2 separate regions of the Homo sapiens genome follow, and region 1 is linked to region 2. Evidence: chromatin contacts called from ENCODE Hi-C or POLR2A ChIA-PET data. All regions are on one chromosome and are shown on one strand. Each heading gives the region's core, a stretch centred on a gene start or an enhancer-like site at or near the end of the contact. The rest is flanking DNA. Distances are from core to core; before and after follow the strand shown.

The links. A loop is a pair of places that touch in the nucleus more often than their neighbours do. ChIA-PET counts read pairs that join two places held with the same protein, here RNA polymerase II (POLR2A). Pooled maps may share reads with other maps.
Region 1: a pooled map shows a loop between it and region 2 (7-fold over the local background). The contact joins the promoter of CLDN10 here to the promoter of LINC00391 in region 2. A Hi-C loop is called at or near these places in 4 of 37 single-sample maps with no recorded cell type and 6 of 50 pooled maps. POLR2A ChIA-PET finds 5 or more read pairs at or near these places in 1 of 52 experiments (PC-9).

Annotation. Positions count from the first base shown.
Region 1 is chr13:95,550,309-95,557,371 of GRCh38, forward strand. CLDN10 (claudin 10) reads left to right here and starts at 2,412. Exons shown (of 5, transcript NM_006984.5): 1 at 2,412-2,665. The coding sequence starts at 2,446.
Region 2 is chr13:94,704,420-94,710,998 of GRCh38, forward strand. It overlaps LINC00391 (long intergenic non-protein coding RNA 391), which reads right to left and starts at 4,082. Exons shown (of 3, transcript NR_170286.1): 1 at 3,932-4,082. It overlaps SOX21 (SRY-box transcription factor 21), which reads right to left. Exons shown (of 1, transcript NM_007084.4): 1 at 5,203-6,579. RefSeq lists enhancers at 561-1,065, 1,066-1,570, 1,590-3,344, 2,009-2,690.

The sequences.
Region 1 (7,063 bases), core at 1,162-3,661, 840 kb after region 2:
AAACAAACAATGTGCCTTTGGATCCAAACAGTGGACTTCATAGCAACTAGGTGATAAATTAGGAAGTGCTTGAGTCTTAAAGGTCACAGCACTACACTTGTTTTGTGGCAAAAGTAAGTCAGGGTTTTGTCTAGTAAAAACAAAGAAATAATCAATTTAGTGAGTATCTACCATAGGCGAGCCACGGTAAACAAAGGGACTATCGAACAAGGCCAGGAAATAAAGTATTAAATTTGTGTAATTTGTAATTTTAGAAAAATCAGTAAGAAATGTTATGGTTAGTGGGTTTTGTGTTTTTCAAATAGTAATTGGATCAGAAATAGGCAGATTATTCAGGAAGGAATATGGCATAGAAATAATAGTGGAAATATGCTGGAGGGCAAAAAAACAGATGATAAAACACTTTAAAAAGGCAAGCCATACAAAAGAATAGAGGATGCTTTGTAGTCATTGCTCAAAGGTGACTGATTTGCATAGCAAGGAGAATGAGAAGGAAGAGGTTAGGAAGATACTTTTTTTTTTTTTTTTTTTTTTTTTTGTATTTTTAGTAGAGACGGGATTTCACCGTGTTAGCCAGGATAGTCTCGATCTCCTGACTTCATGATCCGCCCGCCTCGGCCTCCCAAAGTGCTGGGATTACAGGTGTGAGCCACTGCGCCCAGCCAGGGAGATACTTCTTAAACTCAGTTTTTAAGTTTAGTTTACCAGTGAACCTAACATGATACATCAGGACAAGCTGGGGTTCAGAGCAGAACAGTAGGGTAACCATGTCTGCATTGTCACCCTTGTACCCATTCACGAAAGCCATGGGACCATTAAGCACAGAGAAGCCCACTACCTGCCAGCCGCTGCACGGCTGCAACAAGAGTAGGACTTACTTCGTGTTCTCAGAGCACAGATTACAACATTCGGGTAGACATTGAAGAGAGACAGATTTGGGGCTCAATAGGAAGAAAAGCTTTTTTAAAGGGCTGTCAAAACAACATGAAGAAAAACAGAATAGATACGTTGCCATGCACTGAACTGCTGGTCCTGAAGGGTGGAGCATGGGCTAAACATTATCTCTAGAAATAGACAGGAACATTGTTTTGAGTGTGGAGCGTGTCCTGCTGGTCTACAGTGATTCTTCCAATCTAAGTTTTGATGATTCTATGTCCAGCTTCCTCTCTTCTCCAGTCACCTTGTCGCCTCTAATTTCACTGGGCACCCATTTGGTTAAAAAAAAAAAGTGACAAAGGGAAATTAAGAAATTCTTCACATTGAACCAGAGTGTTTCTGCCTAAAGATAGTGACACAGAGGGTTAGCACGAGATTTATCACAGCAGACTGATTGATAGGTTTTAGACCTTTCCTTACTTTTGGCAACAAGTGAAACCTGGAAGCTCATAACAAAACTGCAAGAACCTTTAAGTGGACAAATAATAACCCGTGTCCTTGTTCTCTCATTTATGCCCAGATTTGTGGCCTCAGGAGCCAGAAGTACACCTTGATCTTTATGTTTACCTTGAGACAGCAATGAAGGGATGAAGGAATGAATGAGTTTATATTTCAATTAGGCGTGAGAGATGGAGGTGGTTTAAAAAAAAATAAAAGACAAGATAGCAGTTTTGACTGGGATAACAGCATCCTTTCATAGAATAGCCTCTAGACCTGGAAGCTGGAAGGGACCTACAGGGAAAATGTGTTGAACAAATGCCCTCTGCGTAGTGCATTAGTATGAGTACACCAGCAAGATCAAGATCGTCAGGATGCCCCATCTGCTGCTATCTTGACTTTAGGCCTGTGCCACGCACCGTTTTGCCATGACTTTCCGCATAGCACCAGGCCAAAAAGAACTGCAGAGTTTTGAGGGCAAGGCCGGTTTCCAGCCCAGAATCTGCAATGATCCCTCCTTGACAAGTCAAACAGAGTCACCCAAACAAGCGTGGCACGCAAACCTTTAGAGTTCAGCAAACCGAGGGCTGAGTTACCAAACCGTGTCCTTTCAGGGCATGCAAAAGGCTTTTCCTGCTCTGCTTCTACAAGGTAGTCAGGAAGCCAAGCTATTTGCCTTGGGTAGGGCTGGGTGGGGGTGGTGAGGTGGGGGCGCAGCAGGTTGTCCACACCCGGTTGCCAGTCTGAACCTGAGCCGCTCCAACAAGCGAGCCCTTCTCCGCGGCCCTTTGGCTCAGGGGAGCGCAGGCCGGCCTTCCTCCCGCACGCGGGCGCGGGCCAGCTGCAGATGGAGAACCCGGGGGGCGACCGCGAGCCCTCTGAGGCCCCTCAAGGGACAGGGCATGGGTGTGAGGGGTCGCGTGCGCCCCCTGGCGCCGGGTCCGCTGGGCGGGGTGGTGGGCGGGGACGGTGGGCGGAGGCGGAGGCGGGAGGCGGAGCCCCGGGGTTGGGAGTGCGGGGGTCGCGGCGCAGAGTGGGAGCCGGAGAGCGAGCGCGGCTGCAGCCGGCGGCATGGCTAGCACGGCTTCGGAGATCATCGCCTTCATGGTCTCCATCTCAGGCTGGGTACTGGTGTCCTCCACGCTGCCCACCGACTACTGGAAGGTGTCTACCATCGACGGCACGGTCATCACAACCGCCACCTATTGGGCCAACCTGTGGAAGGCGTGCGTTACCGACTCCACGGGCGTCTCCAACTGCAAGGACTTCCCCTCCATGCTGGCGCTGGACGGTCTGCATCCCCGCGGCCCCCGCCCTCAGCCCTCCTTCCTTGATGGCCAGCCCGCTAGGCGCCCTCTCGCCCCCAATACCCCCAGCGGGACCCCTAGACTGGACTCCTCTGAGGCCCGACCCGTCTCTCCCAACAGGGCCTTAGGGAGCCAGGGACGCTCCTGGTGCCCGCCCTCTCCTGATGGCTGTCTCGCGGGGCGCCTGTTCGAGCCTGGGACCCCGGGAGGGGGGACACGCAGACAGGCCCGGGTTGGTGACTCCCAGGCGTCGGGGGATGGGGAAGCTTTGCGGTCCTGAGAGTCAAGGAAGCGGCTGCCCTCCCCCACCCCCCATATCTTGGGGACCGCTGGGACCCAGAGTTCATGCTGCAGGGGCTTGTCTCCTCCACCTCCCTCCCCTACGTTCCCCGAAGGCTGGGTTCTGATAAAAATGGTGTCATTGCAAGCCAAATCCGTTTGTCCTGACCTCCCTTGAGCCATTTCGTTGGTTCTTTTAAAAGTAGGCGGGGGTGGGGGTTGAGAGGTTGGAAGCGGGAAAACATATTGCAGAATTTGTTGTTGTTATTGTTTCCCTTTAAAGAGCTTCTACAAACTTGTCTGCCTAGGCAACACTACAAACACTTCCTCCGAGTTTTAGGAAAATAATAGCCCTTGCGGTGCCGCGATGAGTCCGCAGAGGGTAGGGAATCTTGGGCCGTGAGAGCGTGGCGCCGGGAGCTGACCAGTTCTGCATCCGAGTCCCCGGTGCCTGCTGCTGTCCTGGGTTGTTCCTTTGTGGAGGTTCACCTGCGTTGCTCTGGTTAGTCAGGCCTTATGCTGGTAGCAGCTGGTGGATATTCACACAGAACTCTGGCTCTGTTGAGTTTCAAGACAACAGCCGATGTCAGCCCGGTCCCATTGATTGCTCAAGTTCTAGGCCCGTTGCTTCCAGGATTTTACAGCAAACGAATCCTGGCAGAAACTTAAGAGGAGTTATTTACATTACATATTTCTAGATTTGAGGTGTTTTTTTCTTTTATTACCGCACTTGCAGGTTTTGTTTACATAGCTGGGTAAATGAAAGAAAATAGTTGATTCCTCTAAGATGGGGTTTGCCACGAAGAGCAAACTGTTGCTCAACGTGGTATTTGATGGAACCTCCGTATAAGGAATACGCATCTAGTTTTAGAAGGGTGGCGCCCGGGTCCGTGTCCTGTTCGGTAAAATAAGCAGCCGGAACAGTGTTTATTCCCCAGCATTACCGTTGAATTTCCTGTGGTTTGTAGAGCACGCATCCAGGTAGATGAACAGGCATTCTCTTGTTCCTGTGATTTATAGTCAGCAATGTGTTACTGTCCTCTGAACACTCTTCTGTTGTAACTCTATTGTTCTCTGAGATAGTGTGCCAGATAGGTACGCTTCCTTCTGTAGGACAGTTGGGGGACAAGGGAGAGAAGGAAATGAATGCTCTATGAATATTATTAAGTGCAGAATAATAAAGTTTTCTCCTACATGTCTGCAGTGAGAGTGGAGGTGGTACCATACCTGTTTGGGGGCAGATCGGGCCGGGAGTGAAGAGGAAGTAGGAATAGTTGTCCTGGTTAGCTGGGAGGAGAACAGAGAGGAGTGACATTTTTATGCCATCCAGCTTGCAAAATGGCCTTCCTGTGTGCTCATGTGACTAAAAAATGACTTTTAAAAACATAAATGGCATGACACTACCTACTGTTGTACAACACTTTAAAATCAATGTATTTTTCCAAGTCAGTACTTAATAGAAGTGACTTGACTCTGTGTAACTGCTGCATGGTATATTCATTAGACTGCATAAAATGGCTTAGTTAACCATAGATCCATTGTGGACATTGGACCTTTTCCAGCTTTTCTTTGTTGGTGGTGCTTTACTGAAAATCTTATATTCACCTCTTTGTATGTGTGTGTATTTCTGTAGACTCCATTCCACTGAGAAATGGTATCGTAAGAGCAGTAGAATACACGTGCATTTTAATATTCAGTTCATACTGTCAAATTACTTTCCACTGACAGTGTATGAGAATACCTGCTTCTCCACATTCTCACCACTCTGTGTTAATCCAGTTTTTTTTTTTTTTTTTTTTGAGACGGAGTTTTGCTCTTGTTGCCTAGGCTGGAGTGCAGTGGCACAATCTCAGCCGACTGCAACCTCCGCCTCCCAGGTACAAGTGATTCTCCTGTCTCAGCCTCCCAAGTAGCTGGGATTACAGGCATGTGCCACCATGCCCGGCTAATTTTTTTTGCATTTAGTAGAGACAGGGTTTCACCATGTTAGGCTGATCGCGAACTCCTGAACTCAGGTCATCCACCCTCCTCGGCCTCCCAAAGTGCCGGGATTACAGGTGTGCGCCACCGCGCCCAGCCATCTTATCATTTTAGTTGGCATTTCCCTTATTGCCGTGGTCAAAATCACTGGTTATAAAAATGGTCAAAACTCACTGACCGTTTTTTTTTCTCTTTTGTGAATTGGCATCCATATCTTAGGCCCATGGTTCTGTTGTTTCTTTGTGGTTTCGATGATTTGTCAGTCCTTGATTTGTTATGTAGGTTGCAATCTCACACCATTGTTCATCTTTTAAATTTATGATGCCTTTTCTCACACAGGACTTTGAAATTTGTAATAGAATCATATTTATCAGCCTGTTTTTTTGATGACTTTCCTTCTGTGGCTTAAGATGGCATTTCTTACCGCAAAACAAACTTACTTTTCTGTATCTCTCAGAATAACATCTTGGAGGGTTAAATCATGCAACTGTGTTTTCCTGTGGAGGGGAGTTGATTCCCCCACCTGCAAGTGGAAGCTTCCAGGGTAGGGGCCCTCTGTTTGTCCTCTACCTTGCATTCCCAGGTCAGCCACATCTGGTGGGTGCTGGTCCTGACATTGCCTTTGGAGAAAGTGGCCATGGTGGCCTGAGTGGAACAGCCCTCCCCTTAAACCCAGGTATGAGCTCTAGATTGGGAAGAGAATCCAGGAAGGGAGAGAGAAGGCTCGTGACTCTTGCCTATCTTGTGTTAGGTAGAAGAACTCTTGGAGTCAAACGACGAGGTCATTATTCTGAATTTCTTTTCTTTTTTTTTTTGAGACAAAGTTTCACTCTGTCCCCCAGGACAGAGTGCCATGGCATGATCTCTGCTCACTGCAACTTCCACCTCCCGGGTTCAAGCAATTCTCCTGCCTCAGCCTCCTGAGTAGCTGGGATTACAGGCACCCACTGCCACACCTGGCTGATTTTTGTATTTTTAGTAGAGACAGGGTTTCACCATGTTGGCCAGGCTGGTCTTGAACTCCTGACCTCAAGTGATCTGCCCGCCTCTGCCTCTCAAAGTGCTGGGATTACAGGCATGAGCCATGCGCCCAGCCCTAAATTTCTTATATAAAGAAATCTCTGATTCCCCTCCCCTAGGGGTATCATTGCCACTTGTTTTCCTTATAAGAAAAATGAGGCCTAGCAAAGCTATATGTCTAGATTTAACGTTATGCCATATTAAGAACCCAGCTCTAATTTCTGCTTAGAATCCATTGTAGTATTATAATATGACGGGATGCTTTGATGACTTTCTTACTGCTCAGCAGACATCCATATTATTCATCCTGTGAAGGAGGTGCTGCCATCCCTGTTTTACAGATGAGAGAACTGAGCCTCAAAGAGATTAGGTCCTATAACCAAGTACATACCTTGGGTAAATAGAAGCACCAGAGGTGAAACTCAGAGTTCCTGCCCTCCCCATACCACTGTTCTCTCAAAGGATTTGCAGAAGTACACAAAGCTACCAGGAAAAGAAAAGCACATTCTTTTTTCCCCCCTAAATCCATCAACTAGCACAGGTGCTATTAGCGAATTGTCTCCACCAAGTGGATGTTTTCGTTTTTTGCTGATTTGCAATTGAAAATAAAGTACACATAATTTGGAAAACACTTAACTTTTAAGGAACACCTTGAAGCTTTCCTCCAACAGAGTTCATTAATTTAAAGTCACTGTATTTTACTATTTGAAAATTTCACAGCTGAATGAGCTTGTGATTTCTGTTTATTGTTAACCCATACTCCTTTCAAAGTACCACTTGAACTTCAGCTGAGTATGATTTTCAGCCAGCTTGTTTTTAGTGTATGCCATCTATTTTTGCTAGTGGGAATGCTTGCCATTTCTCCCAGGAGAACTAACTATAAATTATACTTCAGAGAACTTCTAAATAAATATGTTCATGCCTCAGCACCTTAATGTGTTAATTAGCTATTAACAGTGTCAGTAAATTAGACCTGTCAAAAATAATGGCCTCCTTGACTAGGTTTTTACTAACACTTCTCCTGGTGGTGTTACTTGTAAGTTTTGCCCTCAGGAACTGTTAGAAAGCAAGGCTGTAGAGGTCTGCTTTGCAAAAGATGAACT
Region 2 (6,579 bases), core at 2,832-5,331:
TTAGGGTGATCCCAAAATAAAATGGTAGGGGTGGGCTAGAGAAGAGTGTGCTCAAGTGTAATCGACAACCAGTAATATCCCTTGAAGAGAGTCTGAAGACGTCCTGGTAATTTCCCTTAAGAAATCTGGTTTTACTGGTGGATCTCCATAGAATTCTTTGCCTAGAGGCTGGAAATGAGTAATAGGCCGTGTGTCTCCAAGGCCTCGGCTAATATGATACATACTTTCAAGAAGAGCAACGGGGTGTTTACAATTAGTACCTAAATTTCTTCTGTTTGAAAAAAAAAATACCTAAATAACCCCTCCCCCAATCAAGCACGAAGCTTGGAATTAAAAAGCCAACGCCAATTTTATTTCCTCCAGTCAAGCGTGAGTGATGGGGCGGCCGCGCAAGGGCAACGGAGTCCAGCGGACAAAGCTTGCAGAGAGGGGCAGTGGCCCGGAGGCAAGGGTGGCGGTGGGGGGGGTGGGGGGATGGGTCACAAAAGTAGAGCAACTGAGCTTGCTGCCTAGCGGTGCCACTTCCCTGCTCTGCGCTAAGGCTATCGTCGAAGGCCCAGAGACACCTTGACCCTGGAAACCCAATCCAGCACGTCCTGCCTCCCCACAAATATCCCTCACCCCAAATCGCTGTGCGTTTTGTCTCCTCAAAGCGACTCCCAATGGATTTGGATTTATTCAGATAGAACTCTTCGGAAGTTTTTCAGATTTTTCAATTTCAAGAATTTGCATGTTTTAAGTGAAGCTGAAACCGCGAAGGCTCAGGTTACACTTTAAAATATGCAAGGCTTCCGTGCGGCCCCGACATTTGGTAAGGCTCAATTGCTTAAGAAAAAAGAAAAAAAAAAGAACATTGCTTTGAGAATTTGGGGTGCCCCCCCCCCACTTTTGTCACAATTCAGAGCTTCATTCCCTCCGGCCGTCCAGGACGTCGAGAGAGCGGCTGGCCAGAGCTCAGCCCCGGCGCATTCGCAGGGACGTGTCAGCTGGGCAGGCTATAATTTGCATTATTCCATTAAGTTAGGAGCAGCGCTGATAACGACTGGAAAGTTCGACGGCTGGGTGGGCCCGCGACCCGCAGGCCTGGCGAGCAACCATCGAAAATAAAACAATTGCTGTCCTTGGCGGCAAAGGCCTCTATGGACGCCTCCAGGGCAGCGCAGGGAACCAAAGGGCACCCCAGATCTCTGCGGGTTCGCGCCTTGCCTCGTGGGGGACAGGAGGTTCTCTGTCCCATGAGGTTCAGTCAAGGACAAGGAGCCGGGAGGGGAAAGGGGCAGGAGCCAAGGAGAGAAACCTGAAAGAGGCAAACTTTAAATATATCGTAATTCTTTAAGGGGGTGGGCTCTGTGTTTCTTTGCAACTTCACAGTCTCACCATCCTCGGCTTTGGAGTGGATTTGGCAGTGAGGACAAGGACGGAACGCCGGTAGGGGAGTAGTTGCTTGTCTCTTGTTTATTCTTCTCCTCTTTTCCAGCGGCCCAGATAGGCTGAAGGCAAAACTCTCAGCAAGGGGGAAGCGACCATCCTGCGTGGACCTTTCTCCCAGGGGTGGGATGATGAAAAAAGAAATCCTCCTGGGGAAGCCCCTAGGTATCCCCCAGCCCCTACCTTTATTAGGAGGCCCGGGTTTCCCCCATTAAACTTATATTCATTCATTCATTCATTCATTCATTCGTTCATTCATTCATACCACGACTATTCAGTGAGCACCTACCATGTGCCAGACACAGTATTAGACTCTCAAAAACGCGGCATAAATGGAAACTAGGCCCTGAAGCCAGAGCCTCAGGACTGGCTCCCGGGAATGTTTGAAGATCATCGCGTATCTTGGAATTGCCAGGCTTCCTGCTCCACAGATTCCAGCGCTGGGCAAATGGACACAAGGAAACATAACTTCTGCATAACTTTTACTACTTCTTTCCTTTTTTCTTTTTTCAAGTAGCAAAGGACCATTAATTAGAAGAATAATTACTGCTACCCTATATTATCCCAACCTGTTCAATTTCTATCTGCCGCAGACAATGCTAATAATGGCAATTATTGCTTCTATAAACATCCCGAGGCAGCACTCTTCCCCCCGCAGTGTGTGTGTGTGTGTTTAAAGAATATATATAAAAAGTTCCCCGGCTCATTTGCATAGCTTCATCTTTACCTTTTCCCATTCAGCCCTTGCAAAAGCATATCTATTCAAAGCCCTTGCAAAAAGCATATCTATTCAAAGGGCATTTAGTCCATTTCTTTCTTGGCCGGTAAACCTATTCATCAATTGTTCTGCCTTGTAGATCGCATTCTAATGCTAATCTAGCGTGTTAAATATCTTTTTGTTCCCCTTTCACCGTTTTGTCATTCAGTTTATCCAGTTTTGGTCACCCATTTTATTTATTTATGCGCCTGCTCCTATTCAGGGGCTCATGTATTTTTTATTATGTTGTTTCACTGTCACGCAGTGTCAACTTAGTCTATTCAATGGGGGCTACTTGAAGGCCGGAGGGACAAAGCGTGTACACATTGCACCGCTATTCATTCCGGCCAGCTGGATCGGCTGAAAAAAAAACCTTGTGAAAAGAAACGCCTCACAATGGACACAGAAGAAGTGCACAATGCTAACAGTTTTCCAAATACCACTGATTGGTTTCTTCACAATGAGGAGAAAGCCGCCGCTTTTTCTTAGCTCCACTTCAACAAACAACACTCTCACAAAACCTCCCAACCCTGCGTTTTGTTCTCGGACAAAACCTCCTCGACTGTCTAAACGCTCCCACTGAAGGACAAAAAAAAAAAAAAGGATAAAAAAAGCTCTTTTCACCATTTCCCTTTTTTTCCCCCCTGCAAGAGAGAAAAAAGAAAAGGGGGGGAGGAATTGTCAGTGCATTAATAATATCAGTCTTTTAAAAGAAGAGGGCTGACCTTTGAGATGCACTGGGCTGAGGGAGAAAGAAAGGAGGAGAGATTAATAAAGTTTGGACGGCTCCCTCGGCCTCCGCTGGGCCGCGGGCGCAAGAAAGACGCGGACCCTCGAGGCGGACGAGTTGCGGGAACTTCGCTTGCCTGGAGGACACGGCGGCCCAGGCGGCCGGGAGCGCCGGCGCCGAGCCGCGCTCTGATTGGCTGGCGCGACCGTCCCTATCTGCTCCGGGGAGAGTGGAATCTTCTCTCCATCTTCTGCGCCCCGAGCCTGGGGTGAGAGGGAGATCCGCGGTGCTTTCTCCTATCTTCTTGGGGGAGGGGGAGGAGGAAATTGTCAAGGGAAGTAACAATCGCGGCCAGCAACCCTGCTCTCCCAAAGCCACCCCCTCGCGCGACAGCGTCCCCAGCACCAGTTCTTACTGCTTACACAGCGCAATTCCACCTGTTTGCACAAAGCCCGAAGCAACATGCCTGGCCCCTTGGATACGAGGCTTGCTTCAAGTTTTGGGACAACGGTGAATACCAAAGAAATTGCATCATGGCTTTAAAAAAAACCTTGAAAAGAAACGAAAATAGAAGAATAAAAGGAAGGGAAAGAAGAAAGATGGAAGGAAGGAAGGAGAGAGAAGGAAAGAAAGAAAAATGGAGAAACAGGGAGAGAGACGGAGATAGATAAAGAGATGGAGATAGAGATCGCGAGCCAGCAGCAGCTCTCTGCCCAATCACAGCGCTGCATTTGTGGGCCACTTTCAGACGCTTACACCACCCACCCCCGGGCCTTTCTCTACGCCCTCTTGCCCCGGAGCCGCTCCCCCCGCTCCAACCCCTTACTTCTGCACAGTCTAACTTGGCAGGAGGCTCTCTGCAGGCGCAAAACCCGCCAACTTGTTAGCAAGACCATTGGAGTCAGAATGGGTGATAAACGAGTCTGTGGGGCCTGTGGAGGTCCTCAAACAGCCGCACAATCTGTTGGCGATATGACCTCGGTGCTCCCCCTCGGCATCCTCACCCCTCCTCTTACCCATCTTTCCAGTCCTCTTCTCATTCATCAACAACTCCGGAGCGTTTCTCCCAGAAAACGCTGATCTTTGGGAAAAGGGGAGGGGGCGGGAGGAGGCGGGGAGTCTTCAGGCCGAGGAGGCGGCCGAGCTGGAAGGCTCAGGGTGGTAACTAAGATTTAGGGCTGGGGTGATTTCCAGCGAGCCGCAGGAAGTTCCGTGTTGAGAAGGGATGGGCTGCTACAAAAGGGAAAGACGAAGCCTTGAAAGGATTTAATTAACCGTGTCAGGGATAATTACCCCTGGACAGTCCAAATTAGTTTTGCATAATCGCTCAGAACCATATGAATTAACTTATAATATTGCAAAGAGCTCAGGGAATAACAGGAGAGGGATCATTTTAATTAGTGAATCAGGGTCAAACCAGCAGAGCCTATTTCTCACATTTCCAAAACTTTTCATGGTTTTTAAAATATTATTCCGTTGGGGGAAAACAATGACTTTAAAGACTTGGGTCGTTTATAAAGACGTGCAGCTCCAGAGATGGTCTCAATGGGGAAACTGGTTTAAGACTTGTATATAGTATCTTGAGAATTTCCATTTTGGTTGCGGGGGGGCGAGATCTTCCTATTTTTTTTTTTCTGACAGTCTTCTATTTCTTGTCTAAAATTAAAATCCTTTATGATTTTTCAAACTTTAGTAGCAATTTGTCTAGCCCTAGAAATCCAACCCTCTCCATTTGAATGTTATACTTCTACTTTAATGCGATTAGCATAACAAAATTAAGTCCTAAAGAGGCCAAAATTTGTACTTTGTCGTTAGTAGTGATTATCCTTCCAAATAAAACCTTAAGGTGTCAACAAGGAATACCCCAAAGATAGGAGAACAAATTACACTGATTTAAGTGGTGGGGCTCTTCAACTAACAAGATAAAGTGGTCAAGCAACTTTCCCCTCTTAAAATGTTACTAGAAACTGGTGAAATGCTTTGAAAGGTCTGGATGTTTTCAATGGGCTCTGTTCTACTGGTTCATGAATGCCTTTTTTTTGTTGTTGTTAAAGCTAATACAACGACTTGGGCTTTTTAAAAATCTTCTTTCCTATTCACGATTAAAAATGTGATAAATCAGGTTTTTGGCTCTGAATAACAATGGCTTGATTTAGATTTCCTAGTAAATCTATTCAAAAGTGAAACAAAGGGTGCCTTTGGAGGATACCTTACACTTCACCTGGACCAGGCACGTAAGGGCAATTCAGATAAAAATCTTGTTAGGAACTCAACAAGAAATAGAAGATTTTTCTTTTCCCTGGTTCAGGCTTTATTTAAACTCTTTGTTCAAAAAAAATGAACAGAGTGATAGTCGGATTCTAATTTACAGATATACCTTAGACGTCTAATATTAAATTAGAAGGTCACACTAGAAAATCATTTACACATAAAGGTTAAAACCATATTTAAAATTTTAAAAACTTTATATTACATAAAGCCAAAATGAAACTAAATACATGTTAGCCAACTTCATTCACAAACATTAGTCAAAATATATACATTTAAAAAGAAACAAAGCTAATAATTGAAGGTTCCTTTTTTCTAAAATGTGTTTTATTGCAATTTGCAAATGAATTGCAGGTGATCTAAAAAATAAGCCAATTGAGGAGGGAAATCCAAAACACATTAAACCAGCTCAACTTGGGAGAGAAATGCTAGCTGAAAATGAGAGACATCTGTTGAAACAATTCTGTGCTTTTTTTCTTCAGTTTTGCTAAATAATAAATATATAATTACCAGACAAAAAAGTCTGATTTAATCTTCGATAAAATTGCGATTCTGAAATAGTTTCGCAATTTTTAAAAGTTAACTTTGATATTCGCTCAAAATGTTTTTGAGTCTAAAGTCGACTCAAACTTAGGGCAACGAAAATAACACATTTTCCAAGCCTCAATGTTTTCACTGACATATACACATTTACAATCTTAAGGTGAACTCAGCCATAAGGGAAAATAGGAGCAGTGCCTTTTTCCTTTTTTGTAAACTGTGTCAGAAATCCAAGCGAGTGGACTCAGGGAGACTTCTAGTAGTTTGTTGTTGTTGTTTGTTTAGGAAGAAAATCCAATTGACAACTTTCATCTCACAAATATTTCTTGTTTGCGTTTCTTGCCCTTGAGAAAGAGCTCTTGCTCTGATTTGCAAATGGCGTGATAAACAAAAGAAACCGTGATCATCTCACACAAAAGGCCAGATTCGAGCCGGTCACTGGTCAAGAATGGATCTGGTTGGGAGTTCTGCTTGAGAGAACAGAGATCTGCAAAGTTCAAATAGTACAAACAGGGAGGCGAGGCTGCTCAGAGCCATCCCACTCCCAGAAACGAATGACACAAGCAGCTTTTCCCGTGTGCCAGCCATTTCAGACCTCACATTTGAACAGCGTGCATGCAACACGGACCGGGAGGGGGTTGGGGGTTGGGGGGCTGAGGGGCGAGGAAGAAGAATGAGAAACAAAAACAAAACCGACCATGAAACTTCCAACAAAACTGGAAAGGCCAACATGTCAAAAAGTTACTCCTCCACCTCCGTGGGTCAAAACGCAACAGGTTCCGAAGTGCAAAGCAAACGCCAACTGCTGCCGCACACAACCGCCTGCTTTCGAGTTGGCTGCCGAAGTGCGGGTCTG